2 separate regions of the Mus musculus genome follow, and region 1 is linked to region 2. The links are chromatin contacts, found by Hi-C or POLR2A ChIA-PET in ENCODE. All regions are on one chromosome and are shown on one strand. The core of a region is the stretch at or near the end of the contact, and the rest is flanking DNA. Distances in the headings are between cores, read along the strand shown.

Region 1 (5,899 bases), core at 1,836-4,335, 34 kb after region 2:
ATTCATATAGACCAGAGCGGGGCCAAGCCCCTGTCCCACCATCCTGTGACTGAGACACCAAGTGAGCAGAGGTGACTTCTGTGGCTGCTATTGGTGTAACCCTCCCAAAAGAAATTATGGGGCTGTGGTGCCCACACTCAACCAGCCCCTCCAGAACCATCCTCCATAGAATGAGGTTTGTGGTCTCCCAGACTCCCCAGCTTCTGTGTGGTCCTGGCTAGCAGATGTCGGCATCCAGAGAAGGATAGAAGAAAAGCTGAGGCTGGGCAGTAGGGTCCAATCCCTGCTTGCTGGGCTACCTGCCTCTTCTCTGCACTCAGAGCTCCTTTATGGAGTTCTCTCTATAACCCAATTCTAGCCATGGCCTTTTTGGCAAAGGGGCTGTGATTACTCCGCACTACTGGACTTAGCATCACTCTTCGGGGAGCACCAACCCCTATCTCAACCTCATAAACCGTGCAGGTGACCTGTTCTATGAGTCACATGCACCCTGCTGGCACCCTGGCTAACACGAGGCAGTTAGTGAACGAAACCTCATAAGCACTATGGGTGAAGAAGACATGAAGAACAAATGAGGCAGAGGAGGAGGGGCTAAAGGCCTGGGATGCCTAGGCCAAGAGGCAGAAGAGGAGGGGAAAAGGGAAGGGGGATGCCTAAGCCAAGAGGCAGAGGAGGAGGGGCTAAAGGCCCGGGATGCCTAAGCCAAACAAGAGGCTGAATATAAGTGTGCCCAGGTCAGGGAGTCCCTTCAGCAAGGACACAGAGGCTTCCCCACCCAGCAAAGCTAAATGGTGGGTGTGAAGAGAAGTGGCTGGAAAGGAAGGTACTGTGTGACCATGAGCCTTATAGGCAGAGCTATCAACTATCCTGGAGCAGTCTCTGAGGGCCAATTGCAGGGTGAGGCCAGCCAGGACCCCTATGTTTCCAGATACATCACTTTCTTGGACATACTAGAAACTGGCATTCACTCAGGACAAATAAGCATAAGCCGTAACAAGGCTATTCCACAGCTCTGCGCCTGGAATTGAAGTCAGAAAATAACATAAAAGCTATCAGACCATGAAATATGGTTCATGGCACTAGCCTCCTCTGAGTGGGCACGTGCAGGTGCACGTACACACACACACACACACACGCCCTGGCACTGTTTACAGGCACTGGAGCATTCACAATCTCAGGTGGAAACACACCAGTCATTAACAGGAGATTTTGCTAAGATTATACCCAAAATAACTATCATTGGAAAACATAAAATGCTTAATACCAAACGCTTCCATATGGTTTGTTTATAATTTCCATGGCACCAGCCAGCAAGAATTCACTAAGAGGACAGCCACCGAGTCACTCAATGCTTAATTCTTCTCAATGGGCATCAAAGGAGATACGGTCAGGTATTATTGGATTCTGGACGGCCCCTAGGTTTGAAAAGTCACATTTTTGGCTTCTTACACACTCCTTTGGGTTTCTAAATATACGTGTTCCTCAAATTAGCTTCAAAAGGCCTAAAGGGAAGTATTTTCTACCGTTCATCTGCTCAGTTTGGCCAGCAGTAACTACATGCAGACAGGCAAGCGGCAAATCAGGCACACCTGTGCACCAACTTGATGATTGTAATAAAAACTGATACAAAGTGGTCTCTTTGTCTACTTACGTATTTATAGCACTGTTATGCACTCCACAGTACTTGGACACAAATGTATACAGCTCACCCTGGTAAAGCCCCTCTTTGCAGAGCTTTCTCTTCCTTTCCTCTCCCCCTGGTCTGTCAAGAGCCTTCCCGTAAATTCTCTGATCACTGTCAATTCTCTGATCACTGTCGGGATCTCTCATAAATGTTAATTAGGAAGAAGATTTAAATGTTGCCCCCCAGCTGTGCTACACGAAGAACGCCTACATCTCCAATGCTCTCCCTGCTAAGCTACAGTCTCTACAACTGTTCCCCCTTCTCTGACCAGCTCAAGGACACATACTCCTATCCTCGCAGTACATATGGACCCCCCCCCCCCCGGTTTCTGAATCAGAAGCCAGACAGCATTGGTCATCAAAAGGAGAGGAAGTAGGTGGGTTGAGGAGCGGGTGACTGATAGTCATTGAACTGGTTTCCAGGGTGGCATGAGAAAAAAAGGAGTAATTGAGAGCCATAAGGAAGGACCACCGTGAGACAGACTGTTCCAGTAACTCCAAGGTTTCTCTGTACCCCCAAATATCTCCTTTGGCCTTCTAGCAAGGACAAGAAGACATTGGACTGGAAATGACGTTTGTAGCCCTTCATGTGGGCTGGAGACATACAGGCAACACCTCTAACAGTTAACACCAATGAGCAATAGCAGACCCATCCTGACTGAAACGGTGGTGGTGGCAAAACAGGGAGAAGCCACAATACTGAGAAAGGAGGTGACCTGGAGTACAGAGGAAAAAACCAACTGAGTCATGTTATTTCTCCATTAGGTGACTTCCCTGAGTCTTATCAGTGGCCTCTAGTCTCAGAGGACAACTCAGGCATTAACTGTTACCTGCCCACCTCCTGTGACTCTCAGTCCCTGGTCTAACTAAGAGGCCCACACTTGGGACCCTGGGAATGCCCAAGCTTGCTGCAAGTACCAGGAAAGTGCCCAGGCATACCAACAACGTACCATGTGGGGGAATAGATGGTTCTTTCCTACAGCAATGCCCACCTATTCCCCTTCTATATTACAGAGTCAGTACCCACAAGTCATTGAGAAAATGTGCAGCAAAGCTTAGAGCAGCTATACACACCCCTGTGCACACGGCTGTGAGCTGCAGGAAGAAGGGACCAAACGGGCCTTCTGTTCACCAGCGCTGAGCCACATGCAGGGCCTGGGCTAAGGATGGTGCAGTGACCAGAAGAAGAAAGTACAGTCAGACTAGGAATTCAACACACTAAGAAAGTCCAAAGGACAGCTTGGGTGACTGGTGGAAGAACTGACCATTAGCAATGCTATTCTCCGATAATGGCACAGAAGCAGCTACTGTGGGAAACCAGAGACAAACATCCCCTGCCAAGGGAGAAACCATGGACAAATGCCCGCTCCTCTGCTTCCAGCAACGGTGTTGGTAAAAAAAACTGCAGGACATCCCAGTTACAGTCACGCAGACAGAATGACCCCAATTAGAGAGCCCAGAATGGCAACACCACAAGTGGAAAAGTCAGAGCTCTGCCACACTGCCTGCAAAAGCGGCTCCTACAGTACAGAGACAGGTCAGAGAGCAGTGTGACCCAGGCAGGCCTGGGCATAGACCTGTTTCTTTCCTTCACTTAGAATTCCTACAGGCAGATGAAGCACTGGGCACACTCTCTGCTTCTTCCCCCTTTTAAGACAGAACCTCCTGGTAGCCCAGATTAGTGTCAAATTCATTATGTAGCTGGGGGTGACCTTGAACTTCTGATCCCCCTGCCTCTGGGATTGCAGGCATATACCAGCTGGTTTCTGTTGACCTGATGATTAAACCCACAGAACTGTGCACGCTAGGCAAGCACACTACCAGCTAAGCTCCCAGCCCTGCATTCATTGTATCAAAACAATGGTTAAGGTCATTTTTAAAAAGGTATCGTGGAATATAGGTCCCATAATTCAAATACTGATAGGCTGACATGGCTTGAATTCCTTTTATACACAGGACACTTTGTAAAAAATGTCCAATTCATGATTCAAACAAGAACGAGACATGACCTGGTCTTGAAGCCAGACATGCTGCTGCAACCCTGTGGCTTAGTACTCTAGAGCCACAGGCAGAAGGATGGCTACAAGTTTGGAAAGGCTACAGGGTCAAAGGTGGCAGAGGCAGGCTGATCTTTATGAGTTCACACAGAAACACAGGCCAGCCTGGTGTACAGAGTGAGTTCCACGATAGCCAGGGCCACACAGAGAAACCCTGTCTCAGAAAAACAAATGAACAAAGACTTGGAGAGGTGGCTTGGCAGTAAAGAGCATCTGCGGCTTATTGAGGACAGAGTTCAGTTCCCAGTACCAACATCCAGTGGCTCACAACCACCTACAACTCCAGCCCCCAGCGACCCAACGCCCTCTCCTGGCCTCTGAGAACACTGCACTCATGTGTACAAAGCCCCAAACACATACACCTCAGGAAAAATAAAACAAATCTTTTTATCAAAAAGAATTCACATAAAATGGGGTACTTCAAGGCTATTTCAAATGGTTGTCATTTTTACACAACTTTCCAAGAAATACAGGTGGATATTAGAGAGTAGCAGCAGGGTCTCATTTACAGGAATGATCTTAAGTTTTCTTTTTAAATGTTCTTAAGGGCCAGTGAGATGCTCAGCAAGCAAAAGTGTGCAAGCCTGGAGACCTGAGTTCATCCCCAGAACCCTCGATGGGGGCAGAAATGACTCCAGGAAGTTATCCTCTGACCTTCACATGTGCACCCAGGCACTAATGACCTCACAGGCAGGCAGGCAGGCAGGCAGGCAGGCACGCACGCACGCACGCACGCACGCACACACACACACACACACACACACACACACACACACACACCATATGCACAGAATAGTAATTGTTCTTGTAGTCATAATGCAACAGAAACAAGAGTATCATGTAAAAGCCAATACAGGTCACTTAAGAAAATCACATTTTGGGCTGGAGAGATGGCTCAGTGGTTAAGGGCACTGATTGCTCTTCCCAAGATCCTGAGTTCAATTCCCAGCATCCATATGGTGGCTCACAATCATCTGTAATGGGATCGGATTCCCTTTTCCTTCTGGTGTGTCTGAAGACAGCTACAATGTACTCACATACATTAAATAAACAAACAAACAAATATTAAAAAATAAAGAAAATCACATTTTAACTTGAGTGAAAACTAGAGACATGATCACAAATCAGAAACCACCACCGACCACTACTCACCCCTCACCTGTAACCTTTAACCTTTCTCTTCCTCCTCCCTCCAGCACCCATTTATCTACTTCCAAAAGATGCAGCTATTACAGCCTACAGGAAACACAGGACTTTGCAGAGACAAGCTTACCAAGGACAATGTGTGTGCTGTGTGCTGTATGCTGTTCAGAGTCTTCCAATAGAGAAAGGAAAGTGGGGCACAGACGAGAGACTTTAAGAGCAGAAACTCTGCTGCCTTTTGCATAAGGAGGGGAATTAAGACAGAGGGAGAGCCATTTATCTGCACAAAATAAAATGCAAGAAAACCAGGAGTCAGTCGTGACCTCTGACTCAGGGGAGAGGAAACGGGGAAGAAGGATAGGACGCCGGAGGAACACCGCTTTCAGCAAACTCTTGATGGGTGTGCATGTCCCATGTACCAAATGAGATGAAATTAGCAAGGCTAGAGGAGAAAGTGGGCAACCCTATAATTGAAGGCAAGCCGCAGCCAGAGGGAAAGGTGGGGGTGGCAGCAAAGAGAGAGACAGTCCAAGCTTACAACCACAGTATCTGCCTGGACCCTGTCTTCTGGGAGAGGTGGGGTGGCCTGGGGGGGGCAACGAGCCCTTGGATATTTTTCAATAGGGCAGTCTTTTGTGATCGCATGAGCAAGCCGCCACATTTCTAACCTAGATGTGTGAGAGGACTGTACACAGGAGTCAGCTCTTGAAGCCCAGTGCTGGGGCTCTCGGGGAGGAAGGGTCACACAGGGAACTACGGAATGAAGAGACTTGCTACACCGGTGTGATGTAAAAGCAGAGTTTCTGAAGGATGTATGCATCTCAGTGCACGTGTACATCCATGTGTGTGCATGAACGTGTACACTACCCCTCATACTTCCTGGATCTCACCACTCAAGTAGCCTGGAAGCAAAGGTACTCCAGTAACTCATGCCTTGAACTCTGACTCCATCCCCCACTAAAGGGAACCAGTACCTCAGAGACATGGCCAACTCCAAGTCTAAGACAGGGTAGACA
Region 2 (5,999 bases), core at 791-3,290:
AAATGGCAGACATGAATCCCTCCCCATCCTTCCACTCCTTAGCCTTTCTTACCTCCGCCTGCTTGCCAGGGAACGAGGGTCAAACCTTCCCTGCCTGCCTCCCTCACCAAGCAGAATAAAAGGCACTTGAAAAGCCAGGAAATGCGCTCCATAAACTAAGAAACGAGTTACACAGACGTCCTTCAGTTTTCTGCACACACAGAGCTGGGGCGAACGAGCTCACCTCTGGCAGAAGCACTGGCAACCATTTGGGAAGGTCGAAGACACCTCAGTACGAAGAACATAGACACAGCCTATGAGAGGCAACGGTTTTATCAGCTTTCACCTCCACAGCTCCTGACCTTCTGAAGAGGAACAGACTGTCCCCCATTAGGAAGGTCATTTGGTGGGAGAGATAAAGCCATCTGTGCCTTGGAGGCAATATTTCTCTGTTACACCAATATCCGAATACATCCGTGTTCTGCTCGTGCCAGGGACACACTTCTATAAACTCTCACATAAAAAGAAAACTTAATTTTTCCAGTGAGGTAAATGGAAAGAGGAAAAGGAGCAACATTCTGAGGAAAAAAATATTACCAAGCAAACAGCACTGGGCCAGCCAGGAACATGGCTACATGTGCCACATTACTGATGGTTTTATAACCACGAGGTCTGCTCCATTGGAAGAACACTTGCACTGGGCAAAGCAATAGAGAAGAGCCTCTCGCTAACTGATCTAGCTGTCTGTTTACTGAGGTTAAGAGACGATGGGGGAGCCCAGACCTGTCAGCCAATGTTCAGGGAACTCATGTGGGCTCACTGCAGAGAGCTATGAAGGCAGTCACGTGGTCCACGGTATGGTGGCTAGCAGTTCTCTCTGAGGAACATTTTTGATAGGAAGGGCCTGTGCTTGGAGGTGAAAGCAGCTAAAGTCACTGTCTTCCATGGGCCATGGCTGTGAGATCTTGATAGAGGCATCTTCAACCCTTGGGGTGGTACCCAGGCCCACCTTGCACTCAGCAACTGCTTTGCAAAATCCAATCTCTCTTTCATCAGAGAAGAAAAAGCCGCCCATCCAGTTAAACCTCATTCACAATTCGCCAGTCATTCATTTCACACACACACACACACACACACACACACACACACACACACACACACACACACACACACACACAGGCTGCTCATGTGCCAGGTGCTGAAATAGGGACTCAGGCAAACACACCACCCAGAAACCATGCCCCCAAGGACAAGGCAGTGGTCAATGTACCCCAGAACAGAATTTGGGGCTTTTATCTGCTTGGCTCACCCCCCGCCCCCGTACTGGGAGTTTAGAAAGAAAAGCAATCTGCAGATGACTCCAAGTCCCTGGACACCATATTCGCCTCCTCTCTTGTTCTTGGGTAATCCATACACTCCTTATTGCAAAGCTGGGCACGAGCTCTCAGGAGATAAAAGCCTTTGTTCCTAAGGAAAACAGCTGGCCAGAGTTCTGTGTAATAGTCACAGAGATGCAAGCAGAAAGCACTGGGATGGACAAGTCTGGCTACACTGAGTCAGCCACACCCTTCCCTTTGCTACTACTTGACCATGTGATGTGGCATTTTGGGGATGTAAAAAGCCCACTGATGACATTTATAAGAAAGCAATGGTATTCACAGATATACTGGCAAATTCCCATCACCTAGGTATGTCATCTGCTGATAAGTCCTCAAGACTAAATGATGAGCATCATGTAACTACCAGGACCTGGAATCCCAAACGAACAAGTTTGAGTCTCTTGCTCTGGAAGATTCCCCCAGCTGCAAAAGAAATGGAGGGAAGGGTGATATGAGCTGGGTCAGAGGCATGGAGAGCTTCAGAGATGAAAGAGATGCCAGACTAGGGTTCTGAAGGCTGAATAGAAGTTTTCCCGGAAAACTGGTCACGTTAAGCATAGAATACCATCAACTTGCTTCAGTCCTTCTAAGTCTGACAAAGCGACGGAGGAAATCAAGTGGAAAAGAACATCTGTTGAGAGATAAGGACAGAGACGCAAGCAAGGATGACATCACCAGAGTCTTGTAGACCGTAACCAAGGAGACTGGACTCCATCCTGCGGGCAAAGGCTCATCGGTCATTAAGTTCCAAGCAGCTGCCTGAACCCAGTCAGATCTGCAGCCTATTTTAAGAGCCTTCTCTTGCCCTTCACAGAGGCCCTCCTTGTCTTCCTCAGCAGAATCTGCATTCCTGAAACCCAGGACACCTCTGATCATCGCGTGCAGCTGTTCTCCAAGTGGCATCTGTGGCTCATTTCCCGTTCAGCCCTCGCACTGGCTGGAAATAAGGCTATTCTCCCTTGGACCACAAATCTTATCGTTCACTGTCTTCCTCTGATGCTTACAAGCCTAACTACCCCCTAAATAATAATAATAATAAAATAAAATAAAAAATCACTCTCTGTCCCTAGCAGACCCAGGACAAATGAACGTGTGAAAGCTCTGAGAAGCAGGAAAAGATGGTCTGCTCCAAAAAGACCTGGAAACAAAGCGAAGGAACCGCCATGATGAGAATTTTTCCCTTTCCTAGCAGGAGGTCTTGCTCAGCCTCTCATGGTCGCTTAATCATCGGGACTCTAGAAGCAGCTACCTGGAATGAATCTTTATGAAAAGAAGAGAATAATTGAGCCTATTTGTCCTACAGGCAGAGCCAACACAGGAAGACGGACATGTGCAACTGAGCCAACCACAAGCGCACCCTCCCCCCACCCCAGGGACTTCACTGGCAATGTCCCCACCCCCAGCAATGTCATGCCTCCTATCACAACTAGCCAGGACCTCACTCATATGTCACCTTCACCACTAGGCTTTCCTTGACTGACCTGCTCGGATATTCATTCCCCGTATGCCTCACCAACTTTGCATCTTCTAAAAGACCCAATGATTTACTATTTCACTTGTCATCCAAACATTGTAAAGCCAGCCGCTTTCTTTTGCTTGAAGATGTATTTCTAGAACCTGGGCGGTAACTGACATGCAGTTAACACTTGCCTAATGAAAGAACATTCCAAAGCAACCTCCTCTTCTAGACAATGCTTCTCTGCATCCACCTAAGATGCAAACTGATCCAGACCGGTGGTCCTTCCCAGCAGTGCCGTTAGATTTCAGTTCCTTAAAGGCAGAGACCATGTCTCACTCTTCTCTGTATTTCCAAATCATCGGCAGTCCTCAAGTATATAATAACCCATTAAATTAAAAATCAAGTTTCCATGGAAAACAGGCAAAGAATCTACAAGCTACATCAATCTAACTTTATACCTAAGAGGTTTCTGCTTCATTCAGCAGAACAATGTCTCTGTCAGGCCTTTCTGGTGGGCAGAGCCCCAGGCCAGGGCTTCTGAAAGGGCAGAGACACTCAAGACTTGCATCTGTACGTGACTGATTGTCACCGGCCACTTGGGGTGACTGAAACTCAAGTTTACATGAAAATCAAGTACCATTTCCATTCTTCACCTGCGATGACCACATTTCAATATTCAGTCCTGCATGGGGAACGAAGTGTCCTTTCTACAAAAAAGCTTTCAACAGGCAACTTGCCAAAGGGACATGCTGGATAAGAACACAAAAGACCAGGAAAGGGGTATATTACTAGCTGGTTCTGAGAGAGGCAGCTAAGAACTATGGGAACTGAGAGAGTTGTTGCTGCTTAGGAGGCAAGGAGCTAGGGATCTGCAGAGATTTGGAGGAAACATCTTCAAAGTTGGAGACTTTTAAAAAAGCCATCAAGAGCTGGAGGGATGGTTTGGTGGCTAAGAGCACGGCCTGTTCTTCCAGAGAACCTGGGTTCAATTCCCAGCAACCACATGGCCGCTCACAACTGTCTATAATTCCAGTCTCAGGGGATCAGACATACTCACACCAAACACTTAATATGTAGGGCACAACTTGGTTAATACCATTGTGGGTGGCTCCAGAGAGCTTTGGGTGCCTTTTACCAGACAGCTAATAAGACCAGTTGATGGGGGAGTTTGGCAAAAACACCAATGCACGTGAAATAAAAATAAATTAAATTTTAAAAATGGCCATCAAGAGACTGGTATGGTGGCATATAGCTGTAAATCCCAGCACTTTGGGAGGCAGAGGCAAGGCCAGTCCAGGTTACAGAGTAAAATCTGTCTAGGAGGAGAAAGTGGGAGGCTGTCACAGAAGACCTGAAGAACTGCTGCCCACATGGGAAAAGGCTCCATGCAGCCCAAATGCTAGGTAAAGGATTGCTTTCTATTCCTGGGCACACATGCATGAGCCTAAGGGGAAGCAGAGAGGCTGCCAGAGAGGAAATTTCTCTCAGCTGATAGACGAGGGCTTGATAAACGCTGATACGAACAGAAAAAGTAGAAAGACGGATGCTCATAGCAATGGCAAGGTGCAGAGACACCACGAGGTAACTCCTTACTTAGGGTAGGATGCGTGCGAATTCAAAGGACCAAGGGCCCTCACAAACGCGACCCTCTGCCTTCTAAGATGTCAATAACCAGAAGACAAAACCTGCATTCACTTAGTGTTGTGGGGACTTGAGAACTACCCCCCCGACCCCCCCCCCCCCGCTCCAAAGTGGTTCACCCAAGAGGAGTCTGAAAATCCACTATGAATAGACTGAGGGTGACGGGTGAGCACTTCTGGGACTTCTCAGCCTGTTCTCAATCACCCTCACTTAGGACAGCAGGAAGACGAGTGTCTTCGATGTTCCAATGCCTTTGGGGAGCACGGCTCCCAGCCAAATCAAAGAGCTTTGAAGCAAGGGCCACACGCTTTGCTCATGTTCCACAGCCCCGTCTTCTCAGTCCTTCCTGGCCACCCATCGTGGGTTAAAAGCTTCTTTATGCACACTCTCAGTGCCCTGCATGGACTGATTCCAGCCACTGCTTTATCAGGGCCCTAACCAGGCACTTAAGATGCAGGGCACAACTTGGTTAATGCCATTGTGGGTGGCTCCACAGAACTTTGGATGCATTTCAGCAAACAGCTAATAGGACCAGTAGATGGGACATCGGGAAAAGGGTCAATTTGGCATTTACTAGGGCTCATCCTCACACACACCCCACTGCGCTTGCGTAAGAACCTGCTCCCATCAATTAGTCTTTCTTGAGCAGTCAACACTCAGTATATGACCCTCTACTTCAAGAACCTTTTGTCCGACAGGCACATACTTTAAGAAAAGAAAAAGGGAAACAAAAGAGGGATTTCTAAACCTGCCAGGCCAACATAAATAAATAAATAAATAAATAAATAAATAAATAAATAAATAAATAAGGGAAGCACTGAATTCACGAACAAAGAAAATTCTGAAAACCCTAAAAGGCCCCTGCCTGTCCTTCCCACTCAGCAACCCTGAACTGACCGTGAGATGCACTCATAGCCACTGAGGGGTATCACAGGGTGAGGGGCCACACTCCTTCCCCCACAGCATCCCATGGCCCCTTATCACCTGCCTACAGGACTGAGCAGGGCCTCTACTTGTTTATGGACTGAGGCAAGAGGTTAAAAAAAAAAAAAAAAAAAACCAATTCAAGAAATAACTTCCTGACAGGCTGACAGCTGACATTCTTAACTGAACACAGGATGTGCCAAGAAATTATCAGGCCTAAGTTTGCTCTCACTGATAGATGACAAAGCAAAAAAAGAAAAGAAAAGAAGAAAAAATTAACTCGGGTGGAAGAAGCCAAAGCCAACTGTAGCCACACGTCTCATAAATCACGACTTTTATTGAATGTTTCACCACATAATAACAGCAGTCAAATTGAATAAAGACGCCCTTCTATTAAGTTCCAAGGGAGACCGTATACCCCTCCAGATGGACCCAGAGTGTATGGAGGAAAAAACAGAACTTTGAGGGACTTAAGGGTTTGGTGAAAGCAGATTCGAAGGTGGAGACAGGGAGTAGATGAGTAGGTTCTGGACATGGCTTATCAAACATGGGACCCCAGAAGCCAGGGGCAGCGGGATAAAGCGAGAATAAAGACGCTCAACTCAGTCCAGGGCGCA

What was found. A loop is a pair of places that touch in the nucleus more often than their neighbours do. ChIA-PET counts read pairs that join two places held with the same protein, here RNA polymerase II (POLR2A).
Region 1: a loop to region 2 is called in a map of left cerebral cortex, with 2.1 times the contacts of the local background. The contact joins two enhancer-like sites. A Hi-C loop is called at or near these places in 2 of 37 maps with a recorded cell type or tissue (heart and left cerebral cortex). POLR2A ChIA-PET finds 5 or more read pairs at or near these places in 3 of 5 experiments (Patski and embryonic stem cell).

Annotation. Positions count from the first base shown.
Region 1 is chr11:88,636,031-88,641,929 of GRCm38, forward strand. All of the region lies in intron 5 of Msi2 (musashi RNA-binding protein 2), which reads right to left. Among named protein-coding and RNA genes, the nearest start is that of 0610039H22Rik, 20 kb to the left of the region's middle. Within about 2 kb of position 3,086, at least 1 of the 3 ENCODE cell types and tissues checked has a DNase peak (open chromatin) inside an H3K27ac peak, as active enhancers do; it is heart, where a contact is called at or near this core.
Region 2 is chr11:88,603,236-88,609,234 of GRCm38, forward strand. All of the region lies in intron 5 of Msi2 (musashi RNA-binding protein 2), which reads right to left. Among named protein-coding and RNA genes, the nearest start is that of 0610039H22Rik, 13 kb to the right of the region's middle. Within about 2 kb of position 2,041, at least 1 of the 3 ENCODE cell types and tissues checked has a DNase peak (open chromatin) inside an H3K27ac peak, as active enhancers do; it is heart, where a contact is called at or near this core.